Linked DNA regions of Mus musculus: regions 2 and 3 are each linked to region 1. The links are chromatin loops, found by intact Hi-C in ENCODE. Cell type or tissue: heart. All regions are shown on one strand. Region 1 overlaps Nfix (nuclear factor I/X). Region 2 overlaps Cacna1a (calcium channel, voltage-dependent, P/Q type, alpha 1A subunit). Region 3 has its middle 4.0 kb from the start of Mir23a.

Region 1 (4,000 bases):
CCTGCTCTTGAGACTATAAAGCTGTATAGTACAGGAGCCAGCTCAGACCTTGGTATTCCCCCCTCCCCATCCTCCGTGTCCCGGGTGTCCTCCACTAGCCTGTGTCTGTTAGGGAAGCAGAGGAAGGGTGGCTCCCATGACCTGGAGCAATGACATAGGAGTCCACGCTAGCCAGCCCTTAGGTCCAGGCAAAGCCCAGAGCTAGAAGCCCAGAGCTCTGCCGACTGGCCTCCTTGTTCTGTGTGGAAGCTCAGTCCTGAGTTTCCACTTCAGCTTTCAAGGTCCTTACCTGGCTTTTAGTGAGTGGACAAGTGGGACTCTGGGCAAGCTGCCTGAGAACCGGCAGAGGGAGGCAGGCCACCTTTGCACATCCTGCAGGTACCCAGCAGGCATCACTGATAGGCAGCACCCTTTGCTGTTGCAACCTGTACCCACATTTCTGGGTGTCCATCCATTGCACCTCTGTATTCTCACCACTGGCCATATGTAGCAGTGTGCATTGAAATTAGAGAAAAGCTATGGCTGGAGAGACATGGAGAGCTCGGTAGTAGAACGCTCACCTAACATTCCTGAGGGACGAGGCTCATCTCCACACCTGACTCCACAAGTCACAGTTCAAGCGTCCATGCTCATAAACCATGGCACTATTAGTGACTGCCTCAGGCAGCACATCTCAAATATCACTGCCACAGAAGATTCTAGAGGCTCTTTGAAGATGGAACTTTATTTTGCTTTATTTGTGTATGTTTGTTCACGAGTGTGTGTAATGCCTGCATGTGGGCGTGTGCACCACTGGATGCGTGTGGAAATCAGAAGACACGTCTTTTCAGTCACTTCTCTCTTTCCACCTTTAGGCTTAGGAATTGAGTTCAGGTCCTTACATGCTGGGACTAAAGGAACAAGATACCACCTCTCCAAATCCATCGCTAATTCCTGTGTTTAATGACCCCGTTTCACACGGGCACTTAATACAGTCTCAAACCAGAGCCTGAGGGACAGAGTCCAGTGTGAGCTGATCAATATTGGAATAGTAATGTTTTACCTTTTTGATTTGGTTTTTGGTTTGGTTCTTTTGTTTGTTTGGTTGGTTTTGTTTTTTTGTTGTTGTTGTTGTTGTTGTTGTTTTTTTTTTTCTTGAGACAGGGTTTCTCTGTATAGCCCTGGCTGTCCTGGAACTCACTTTGTAGACCAGGCTGGCCTTGAACTATGAAATCCACCTGCCTCTGCCTCCCAAGTGCTGGGATTAAAGGCGTACGCCACCACTGCCCGGCATTTTTTTGCTTTTTTAAATAAGAGTTGGAACCCAGGGCCTCAGATATGCTAGACAAGGCCATACTCCTAGCCCCAATAGTGGTGGGGTTTTTATTTTTATTTTGTTTTTGAGCCAGGATATAATAGGCTGACCTCAAACTTGGTCCCTTTGTGTAGCCTCCTGTGTGTTGGAATTACTAGCAAGTTCCATCACACCTAGATCCAATAGTATTTTTTGTTTCTCTGAATTTCAAGGCAGTGCCTGACTCTGTAGCCCAGGCTGGCCTAGGACTCACTGTGAAGCCCTGTACTCAAATTACACACAATCTTCTTGCCTCTAAGTGCTGAGATTACAAAAATAAGCCACCAGTTTTGGCTTCTAATAGTGTGTTTATTTTTGAGACAGGGTGTCTCAATGTAACCCTGGTTGTCCTGGAACTCACTATGTAGACCAGGCTGGCCTCCAGCTATTGAGAGATCCACCTACTGGGATTAAAGTCATGTACTACCATGGCTGGCTCTGGCAATATTTTAAACATTGGAAATTTTCACATGAAATTCTGCCTGAATCTCTGGCTTCTTTTGAAAAGTTGGCCACTCCGGGAGCCTGGCACCTTCACCCCAATTTAACAGGCTGGACTCTACCTAGGCAGAGCACAGACATTTGCTTCCAGCCTGCTCATGGTTGGTGCACACGCAGCAAATAGGACCACAGGCTCTTACCCACTCCCTGCATCTGAGTTCTGTTGCCTGAGGACTGTGACTATAAGCAGCTCAAGGTCATACATTCTGTGTGTGCCTAGCATCAGTGTGGGCTTGAGACAAGGGTGGAATGAGGAAACATCTGGTGTGTAGAGTGTATATCTGGTGTGTGTGTGTGTGTGTGTGTGTGTGTGTGTGTGTGTGTGTGTGTGTGTGCGCGCGCGCGCGCGCGCATCTGTCTGTCTGGTACTGTAGACCCAAGTCTAGGAGATAGAGCTCCAAGATGATATCCCTAGTTGCGATATCACGGACCCTCATTTTGTTGTGATGATACTGCCAGGTACCCAAGCAAAGAAGAGGTCTGGAGAAGAGTCCTCCACTCACTCTTGGACTGGAAACCAGACTCAAGCCTTTGATGGAGGGCGTTGCCAAGCAGCCAGCCCCAGGGGTTCACCCTGTGTATACTGTGTGTTCACTGCCAGCAGGGCCCTATATACGGGAAGGCAGCGCCCCCTGCTGGCTTCCCTGGGGGAAGCAATATCCACCGTAGTGTGCTTCAGAAAGCTCCTTCCCCAGTCTGGTGCCCAAAAGGCCCACGACCGGTCAGGGTGGGTGGGCTCTGGCCCCCTCCCCCAGTCCTGGCCCTAGTAGAGCTGAAGCCATGTGGTTCCCTGCCCCCAAGTCTTTCAGCCTGAGGGACAGGACGTTGGCTGGGATGTACAGACGTGAATTTCTGCTTTTAATCCAAAGGGACAGAAAGAAAACTCAGCAAGAACTCAAGCTGGGCCACCCCCACCCTACTCCCCCAACCCCTGTGGGTACAAAAGCCCCAGCCTGGCATCCTCCCCACCTTCCAGGTTCCACACAAAAACCTAAACAATTGCAAACATGGCCAGATCCCAGGTCTGTGCCAGTGCCAGCCATGGGGGTCCCACCCGCTGGGCACCGTGCCCACGGGAAGGCCAGCTGGACTCTTGCACTGGGGTCTGGGGGGGATTCCCTCAGAGGGTGGAGAGAATGATTTGGCTTCCTCCATTGGGGTCTGATGCTCAGCACCCTGGCCCCTCTCCCGGGAGCTCACTGTAGAGGTTGGAGATCATGGGGTGGGGGGGCGGGATGAAATGGGAGTTGGGACCTGCCCCAGCTGTTCTCACGGTCGCTTTTTTTTTTTCCTGATCCCATTACAGTCCTGGTTCCTCTGATTAAGATCAACAAAGAAACAACTAAATTTAAAAAAGGAAAAAAAAAAAAGAGGTTCCTCAAAATGGGGGAGAAGAAATTTTGAGACATGGAAATATCCCCCAGCCCAGCCCCACCGAAAAGCAAAACTTAGACGTCGTCAGCCACTCAGCCCTTCCCTCCTCCAGCCCTGGTACCCCCGCGTTCCAAAGCCGCCCAGTTCTGGGAGTCCTCGGAAAGGGGTCTCAGCGGAGCTGTACACCAGCAGCCAAGCAGAAAGAAGCATGCTAAGCGGACTCTGCTAAGCAGAGGACAAACAGAAAGAAAGGATGCAACAAGACTGCCTTCCTCCTACTCAGCCTGGCCTTCCCAGGAAGGAGCAGCCAGCTCACTGGCCGGCCACCCTGGCAGTTCCTGGGGACCCCACCCTCCGCTGGACTTAAGCTTCCCAAGGAGCCCAGAGGAACAGCTCGTAACAATAGTAGACATTCGAGCTCCCCTCCGGACTTCGTCTCTTTCCCTCACCCCACCCCCCACTCCCCAACCTCTCTTGCCCTTCCTGGGAGCCTCTGCTCAGGCTTCTGGCCCCAGCTGCTCTGGACCAGGCTAGGGCGTTCCCGGGTAGGTAAGGGATGCTTCTTAGAGCTAACTGAATTCAGCCTGAGTCCAGAATAGAGGGTGTTCTGCCACCCCATTTTGAACCGCCCGGGCAGTTCTCGGGCTGGACACCCTCTGTACAGCACACAGGAAAGTCAGAATGCTCTGGACTGGACGCCCAGCCCAGCATAGGCACCTTCTTCCACGCCCGCAGGACGCAAGGGCTGCTGCCCTCTGCCACGCCCCTAGTGAAGGGAGTCGGCCCCAGGTC
Region 2 (4,000 bases), 110 kb after region 1:
TCAAGTCCCAGGGAGCTAACTGCCCTCCTGCTCTCCCAACTCAGCTTGGCTCTAGCCTCAAGGATGGGGGCCTTACCTGGGTCCCAGACAGGAGCTACCAGCACCTGGTGCAGGGTGAGGACAGGTCATAGGTACCCCCTCCCCAATCCTTCCCTCAAAGTGGCAGTGTCTTAGGGCAGTTTGACATCAAGGTACACTCATGGGACAATAACAATAGGAATAACAATAACCACTGGGAGGTAAGTCATTGGTGATTTTGTGGTAGGTTCTGTGCCAAGCACTTCAGGAGGGGGTTTTTGTGTGCGTACTACTATGGCTAGGTGCAGAGTCTCCCACAAGCAAAACCAGAGCTCTACCACTGAGCCACACCCACAGGTCCTCACAGTGGGGAGGGGAGGGTTTAAGGTGTGTGCTCCACCACACACCCATGTCCCTAAGCCCTCACTGTAGGGTTGTAGGCAGGGCTCTGCCACTGAATTGCCCTCCCAGCTCATTTCCTTTAATTTTTTAAGATTACATTTTATTTATTTATTTAGTGTGCCTGTGTAGGTCCCAGGGATTGAACTCAGGTCATTTGAGTGAGCATGGCCCCCCATAGGCTATATATTTGACTACTTTGTCTCCAATTGGTGGAACTGCTTGGGAAGGATTAGGAGGAGCGGCCTCACTGGGGGTGCGTCCCTGGGAGAGATTTGAGGTTCCAAAATTTCATGTCATTTCCAGGTAGCTCCTGCTCGCTCCCTCCCTCCCTGGCCCCTCCCTTCCCCTGTTCCCTGACATGATGGTCACAGACTCTATTCCCTTCTGGAACCATGAGCCCTCAGTTAAATGCTTTCTTTTGTTAAGTTGTCTTGGTCATGGTGTCTCTTCACAATAATAGAAAGGTAGCTTAAGACAGGTAGCCAGGCTCGGGAGCAGGCATCTTAGCCCACAGAGTCATCTTAATGGCTCCTACCTGTTATTCTCTACAGTCCTGTCTAAAGCTGAGAGCCCTCTGGGTCAGGTACTCTCCGTGCTTGCTGCTTCGTCTGGCTCTTTTCGTTCTGTCTCTACACCCACGTGTGCCTGATCAAAGTCTGGATGAGTGTGAGTCAGGTAATGGAATTGAGGAAGTTGGTGGCAGGCATCATCCCTGCTGCAAAGGGGTGATATGACCAGAGCAACTGGGTGACTGGGAGGGCTGTTTGGCTTCGGTAATGGTCCTGATGTCTCCGAATTGGCCTCTAGGTGCCGCTATCTTACAGGCTATAAGCAGTGGGATCTAGACCTAAGGATGTCTTACTGGCAACTGGGAGGGTTTTTTTGTTTTGTTTTGTTTTTGTTTTTGTTTTTCGAGACAGGGTTTCTCTGTGTAGCCCTGACTGTCCTGGAACTAACTCTGTAGACCAGGCTGGCCTCGAATTCAGAAATCCACCTGCCTCTGCCTCCCAAGTGCCGGGATTAAAGGCATGTGCCACCACTGTCCTCGCGCAACTGGGAGTTTTAACCAACTTCACTTGCTCTACTGGGAAGCAGGCAGCTCCTCTCAAACTGAACCTAAACGGACATTGTCTTAAGCTGTCCTGACCCTCCCATCTGAAGGTCCCAGAAGTGCCAGCCTTGCAGGAGGAATGGGAAAATGGTCACATCTGTTCTGGGGTTTCCAGAGCCTTATGTGAGTGCTTGCCTCCTGGTGTTGGGTGTCAGTTTCCTGCTATGTGGAGTGAGTCCCATGCAGGGCGAATTTTCTCCCCCCATTTCTCTTGGGTCAGCCAGGGGCTCTGGTGGGAGAGGACGGGTAGACAGGACCTCTCTCCAGAGCTCTCTGCTGGCTGCTACTCCGACCTTTGTCCAGCTCTTTCCTCCCAGAGCCCTTGAGCCCTCACCCTCTTGGACAATCCAGTCTAACCCTTTGAGACAATTCTCCTGTGCTCTGATCAAGTTTCTCAGTGGGAGACAGCTCATCTGAGGTGCTTGGCACACATTCTCTGTGGGTGTTTTGTTGATGTTTTGTTTTTTTGTCTTTGTTTTATTTTGTTTTGGGGGTAGGAGACCAACCCAGGGCCTCACACAAGCCAAGCCAGGACTCTGCCGCTAGGCCACACCCCCAGTCCAGTTATTATTATTTCCATTGTCATTGGGGGGTGTGTGGGGACAATCCACACCATCACTGACGCTGGGCATCGATGAGTAGCTTTTTGTTTCTGGTCCCCTGGGAGGATCTCCTATGGTCTCCTTAGTCTCCTGAGGGTTCCCAAGTCAGGGGTCACTGGCTCATGGCCAAGGACAAGGTTTGGGAGGGGACTCTGGGGACTCTTAGATTTACCTAAAAAGGGATAATTACAATGTAGTCTGAAAGCTCAGGTACTCCTCTCTCCCCACTTTCCTTATTTGCATTGCCTGGGGCTGGTGGAGGGCTGCTTATTCCAGAGACTAGCCTAAGGTCTTGAAAGTGCTATCCCCACCATGGCCAGCAGGGGGCAGTGGACCACAATTCGTGGTCCGGTTGGATCAGGAATTCAGTTCTATTTGTCTTTAAAGGCATGAGCTCTCAATGTAGTGAACTGGTAACACTATTCACAATTCACCAGCCACCAGGCAGAGAGGCACACTGCTCTGCCTTGGCCCTATGTCCCAGCTTTGGACATACCTCTCTCCCCTCTTCACTGAAACCTTAAAAACTGTTTTCGTACCCCCAAATTACCACCCAGAAAAACTTCACCCTCACTCCTGTCTCAGGCTGTGCCTCTGATGTTCTCCCTCTATGCTACCAGCTGGCCACTGTGCCTGCCAGCAACTGTTGCCTCCCACTAGTGCAGCCCCGAGTCACCCAGAGAGAAGCTGGCAGGAGACTTACCCCAAACTCGGTGACGAGGATGTCTGTGATGCTGCCCAGAACAGTCACAAAGTCGAAGATGTTCCAGGCATCGCGGAAATAATTCTAGAATAGGGACCCACAAGACAAAGATGCCAACAGAGGGCTCTATGCCCTCATCTCGCAAGGCCAGAAAGGGGCGTATTAGGACATGGTAACTGTGTGGGTCAGGTTTCCTCTCAAACCTTCATCTTTGATGGCTTGCCCCAGAGGAGATTCAGGGACCTGCCCCTGCTCTGCTGGGCCCATCTTTTGAGCATTCCTCAAAGTTCCCCAAGCCCCCAGGATATCACTAAATTCCTCACAGAAGAGGCTGGGGGTGATGACTGAGGGACACTGTAATGTTGGTTTGCAATGGTTTGTCTGCATGTCTGTGTGAGGGTGTCAGATGCCCTGGAGCTGGAGTTACAAACGGCTGTGAGCCACCGTGTGGATCCTCTGGAAGAACAGCCAGTGCTCTCTTAGCTGCTGAGCCATCTCTCCAGCTCAAGACATTGTAATGTGAACAGGCTCTCCTGCTGTGGACAGCAGCAAACCGCAGCAAAGGTGCAGGTAGAGTCAGTATTTGAAACCAGGCTCAGGGGAGCCCAGAGTCTGCTTGCAAGACCCCCCTATGTTTAATGCCACTGTCTAAGTGGGCAGCCTCTGAGTTCAGATCTCATGTCTACTATCAGAGCTGTGTGGCTGTGGGTAAAGGACTTAACCTCTCTGTGCCTCTATTTCCTGGTATTGGTGAGAAGGGCAAGAGAGGACATTGCACCAGGGGCTTCAAGGCTGCTGAAGGGGCTGTGAGCAAAGCTACTGCTGCTGGCCAACGGGAGGCCCTCTAAACACACACCCACACCCACACCACACCCACACCACACCCACACCACACACCCACCATACACCACACACCCACACTTACACACACACACACACACACACACACACACACACACACACACAGGCTCTCTCCCACTCTGTCTGTCTCTGCTTCTCTGTCTGTCTGTCTGTCTGTCTGTCTGTCTGTCTGTCTGTCTGTCTCTGTTGCATATACATGTCCACATGGGGTTGAAGGCTAGAGGTCAACTTCAGGAGTCATTCCTCATGAGACAACCATCTTGTTTTTTTGAGACAGGGTCTCCCACTCACCTGGCCCTCACT
Region 3 (4,000 bases), 510 kb after region 1:
TTCTGGAGTGTCTGAAGACAGCTACAGTGTACTTACATATAATAAATAAATAAATCTTAAAAAAAAAAAAAAAAACATCAGGGTCTTCAGTGATAGGTCAATCAATAAAGTGGTCACCATGTAAGCAAAAGGGCTTGTGTTGTCCCCAGGTATGGCAATTCACACTTGTAATTCCAGAGCTGGGGAAGGGAAGCCACAAGATGCTCTAGGGCTCACCACCAGCCCGCCTCACCAGCTCCATGTCCCAGTAAGACACCTTCTCTGAGAAAACAAGGTTGGAGCTAGAGAGATGGCTCAGTGGTTAAGAGCATTTGTTGCTCTTTCAGAGGACCTGGGTTGAGTTCCCTGCACCTACACAGTGGCTCACAACCATCTGTAACTCCAGTTACAGGAGATTCTATGTCTCCCACCTTTTAGGACATCAGACACACACAATCCTGAGAAACTACACTTGACATTGCACTCTGTACACACACACACACACACACACACACACACACACACACAAAAGGGAGGAGAGTAGAATTTTCATGCCATGCACCAGGGCCAGGTCTTATATAAGCCCTACAGTGGTGCATACCTGTGATCCCAGCTAGGAAGAGACAGAAGCAGGAAGATATATATGAGTTTGAGGCCAGCCTGGTCTACATATGAGGCCCTTTTTAAAGGGGGAGGGGGAGGAAAGGGAAGGAAAGGGTTTTGGCTACGGGACACTCAGTTCTGGAGCTCGTCAGCCTGCATGTGAGCTATGCAGCTTCTTTGCTGGCTGACTATGGGCAAAGAACACACGTGCTCTGTGGCAAAGTCTCTGTCTGCAAGAAAGCAAAAATGAATCATTTCAGAGCTCGAGATGATGTGACATGACAGCAGACTGCAGACGTGTAATCCCTATATCTAGGACAGGGGTAAAAAGATCTCAATTTAGAAGCCAGCCTGGGCTACCAAGACATGGTGTGTCTCAAAAAGAAAGGGCTAGAGATGGCTCAGCACTTGCTGCTCTTCCGGGGGTTCCAGGTTCAATATCCAGCACCTACATAGTGGCTAACAACTATCTCCAACTTTAGTTCTAGGGATCCTGACACTTTTTTCTGAACTCTGCAGACATACATGCAGACAAAACATCTGCACACGGAAATAATTGTTGTTTTGGTTTGGTTTTGTTTTTTTGAGACAGGGTTTCTTTGTGTAGCCATGGCTATAGCCCTGGCTGTCCTTGGCACTCACTTTGTAGACCAGGCTGCCCTCGAACTCAGAAATCCACCTGTTTCTGCCTCCCAAGTGCTAGGATTAAAGGTGTGCGCCACCACACCCGGTGAAATAATTTTTAATTAAAAAAAAAAAAAGCAACAAGGGGTAAGGCTCAATGGCAGCTGCTGGCCTAGCACACTGACTGGGCTTGGCTTCACCCCCAGTACCATATCAAGGAAGTGTGGTGGTTTATACACATGTTCCCAGCACTCCGCAGGCATTAGCAGGTATGTCTCAGGAAGTTTAAGGCCAGCCTGGTCTACAGAGGAAGTTCCAGGACAGCCAGGACTACACAGAGAAAGCCTGTCTAGGAAAAACAAAATAAAAATAAAAACAAGAAATGTGTCTACAGAGCAAGCTGGAGGGCAACCTGGGATACATGAGACTCTAAAAAAGATAAGTTTAGGGCTAGAGAGATGGCTCAGCGGGTAAGAGCACTGACTGCCCTTCCGAAGGTCCTGAGTTCAAATCCTAGCCACCACATGGTAGCTCACAACCATCCGTAATGAGATCTAACACCCTCTTCTGGAGTGTCTAAAGACAGCTACAGCGTACTTACATATAATAATAAATCTTAAAAAAAAAAAAAGAAAACAAGTTCAGGGCTGGAAAGATGACTCAATAGTTTAGACTGCATATTGCTTTCTGAGAACCTGAATTTGGTTTCCCGGCTCACATGTGGCGCCCTCTTCTGGACCCTTTAGGCACCTACACATACATGCACATACCCAACACATACACAAAAGTAAAAAAATAAGTCTTAAAAAAAAAGAAAATCTCTACTTCCCAATAATTGGAAGAGTTCCTGGGTGACATCAAGGACAGAAGCATTCAGTCATATCAGGCAGTGACAGGCAGGACAGTGGATTTAACGTCTAGATCTGGCATCACCGATGTCTGAGGAATGAGGAATAAGGATTGAGATATTCTGATGTGTCTTCCCCAGTACGCGTGCTTACACACACACACACACACACACACACACAGTCTCCAGCCCCAATCCACCTCTGTCTCTTTGGGTTCTGGGGGCAGCCCAGGTCCACAGGCTGACCAGCCTCCCCAATCACCTCCGGAAGTGAGACAGCATATTCGTCCCAGGGACCAGAACGGGAAGGGCGGCCATTTGGCCAGGCTGGTTTCCTGTGGGGTTTCCCCTACAAAGAGCCCAAGGCTGCAGCCAAGGCCACTCCCATCCTCACACACACCAGAGGTCTGTGTCTGGCGTGGAGGGGGCATTACCACGCAGGTGTCCAGGAGCTGGGACACCCTGTACTGACTCTTAGTCTCACAGGGAGACTCAAAGGGACAGAAGTCCTGGAGCTGGAGGGCTTGAGAAACAGGGCGGGGGGCCTTGGGCTGTGGTATCCCAGTCAGTTAAATTAGCACACACAGCCTTCAAGCCCTCGGCATCCCTGGAGGACCCACAGTGAACCCCAAGAAAGAACCAGGGCAGAGGCCCTCCGGTCGTCCCCAACCCTGATCCTCAAATACTTTCCACTCTCGCGAAGCAGCGAGGATCGGAAAATACCAAGGGCTGCAGTCTCCGCCCAGCTCCGCCCCCGCCCCAGCCACCAGCGCTCGCTAATGGCCCACTCTTCCCAGGAGCTGGGCGGCTGGGTTGGGGCCAACCCGACCTGCGGCACAGATGCCTGCCCTCCACGTCCGTCCCCACGCAGGAACCAGACAACCCGCCCGGGTTGGGGGGCAGGGCATAGGCAAGTGGGTGGGCCTAGTGCCTAGCCGCGAGTGGAGGGGGCGCAGGAAGGGGTGAGGGAGGGCTGAATCACTTGGTATAAATAGGCAAAGACGACAGCCACGTCCCACCCTCGCTGCCCGCCAGCCACACAGTCCAACAACCAGATCCCCCACTCTATTCCTTAACATTCTGTTTGCGGTGCTGGGTTCCCCTCAAGCCAATCAGTGCTCCCAGGGTGAAGTTCATCCCAGGTCCTGGCCTGGCCTGGGACTGGAGATAGGAGCGCTGACCTCCATCACCCACTGTCTTCTGGAAGGCTTGGCTCACTCCCTTAACTCCGCAAAACTTCCAGGAACCAGCCAGGCATTGTGAGGCGTCTCTGTCAGTCTACCATTCAGGAGGCTGAGCCAGGAGGACTGCCATGTGTTCAAGACCGCGGTAGGCTATGAAATGAGACTGTGTCTCGACCCCCAAAGTTGACTGTGGGTAGAGAGTGCTTGGCTATTTTGCTGGAAGCATGGAGTCAGCAGGTCCCATCTTAAAGCAGAAACCCTTCATCATGGTGCACACAAGTAAGCCTAGCATTCAGGAGGTGGAGGCCTAAGGACCAGTTCAAGGACATCCTGGACTACTTATCCAGTTCCAGGCCAGCATGGACTACATTACATTAGATCATGCCTCAAAAACTTTTATTAATAGATCGATAATTATTATTATTCCCAGGCCCAAAGCTTAGGGTTCCAGAGCCCCAAATGTACACAGGAGACAAAAGGGAGGTATCACCGGGCATCCCAGATTTGCTCCCCCGAGTCCCTCAAGGCCCATGTGCCCATCCTGCCACCCAGCCCTGCTCTGCCCAGGGCCACAGCTCAGTAGCCACACCCAGGGTGGCGCCAGTTCTAGCTCCAGCAGCCTGAGGCAAGGCGCCGCTCGAGTGTGACTCAGCCATGCCCGGCATGATGCTGTCCTTCCCTACCCAAGAATTCTCACGCCCACGCCACCACCCTCAATCCTTCCCCATGGCCAGCTAGGAAGACACACCTCCATGTCCACTGA

What was found. Peaks named below come from ENCODE experiments on the same cell type or tissue, not always from the same donor. Only the 100,000 strongest peaks of a DNase experiment are listed, where the experiment ranks them.
Region 2: a loop joins it to region 1, with 3 times the contacts of the local background. A loop is called at or near these places in 3 of 42 quality-filtered maps.
Region 3: a loop joins it to region 1, with 5 times the contacts of the local background. A loop is called at or near these places in 2 of 42 quality-filtered maps.

Annotation. Positions count from the first base shown.
Region 1 is chr8:84,707,818-84,711,817 of GRCm38, reverse strand. Nfix (nuclear factor I/X) reads left to right here. Exons shown (of 11, transcript NM_001371053.1): 11 at 3,141-4,000. The coding sequence ends at 3,155. Among named protein-coding and RNA genes, the nearest start is that of Lyl1, 8.4 kb to the right of the region's middle. In heart, a CTCF peak has its summit at 2,473 (motif pointing left); DNase peaks (open chromatin) are centred at 2,467, 2,847 and 3,597; H3K4me3 peaks cover 957 bases; H3K27ac peaks cover 2,077 bases; H3K27me3 peaks cover 2,067 bases.
Region 2 is chr8:84,593,057-84,597,056 of GRCm38, reverse strand. Cacna1a (calcium channel, voltage-dependent, P/Q type, alpha 1A subunit) reads right to left here. Exons shown (of 47, transcript NM_007578.3): 31 at 2,837-2,920. Among named protein-coding and RNA genes, the nearest start is that of Gm32854, 6.3 kb to the right of the region's middle. In heart, CTCF peaks have their summits at 1,221 (motif pointing right) and 2,450 (motif pointing right); a DNase peak (open chromatin) is centred at 1,206; H3K27ac peaks cover 495 bases; H3K27me3 peaks cover 442 bases.
Region 3 is chr8:84,202,561-84,206,560 of GRCm38, reverse strand. No RefSeq gene overlaps it. Among named protein-coding and RNA genes, the nearest start is that of Mir23a, 4.0 kb to the left of the region's middle. In heart, a CTCF peak has its summit at 1,940 (motif pointing left); DNase peaks (open chromatin) are centred at 2,450, 2,900 and 3,960; H3K4me3 peaks cover 2,162 bases; H3K27ac peaks cover 2,027 bases.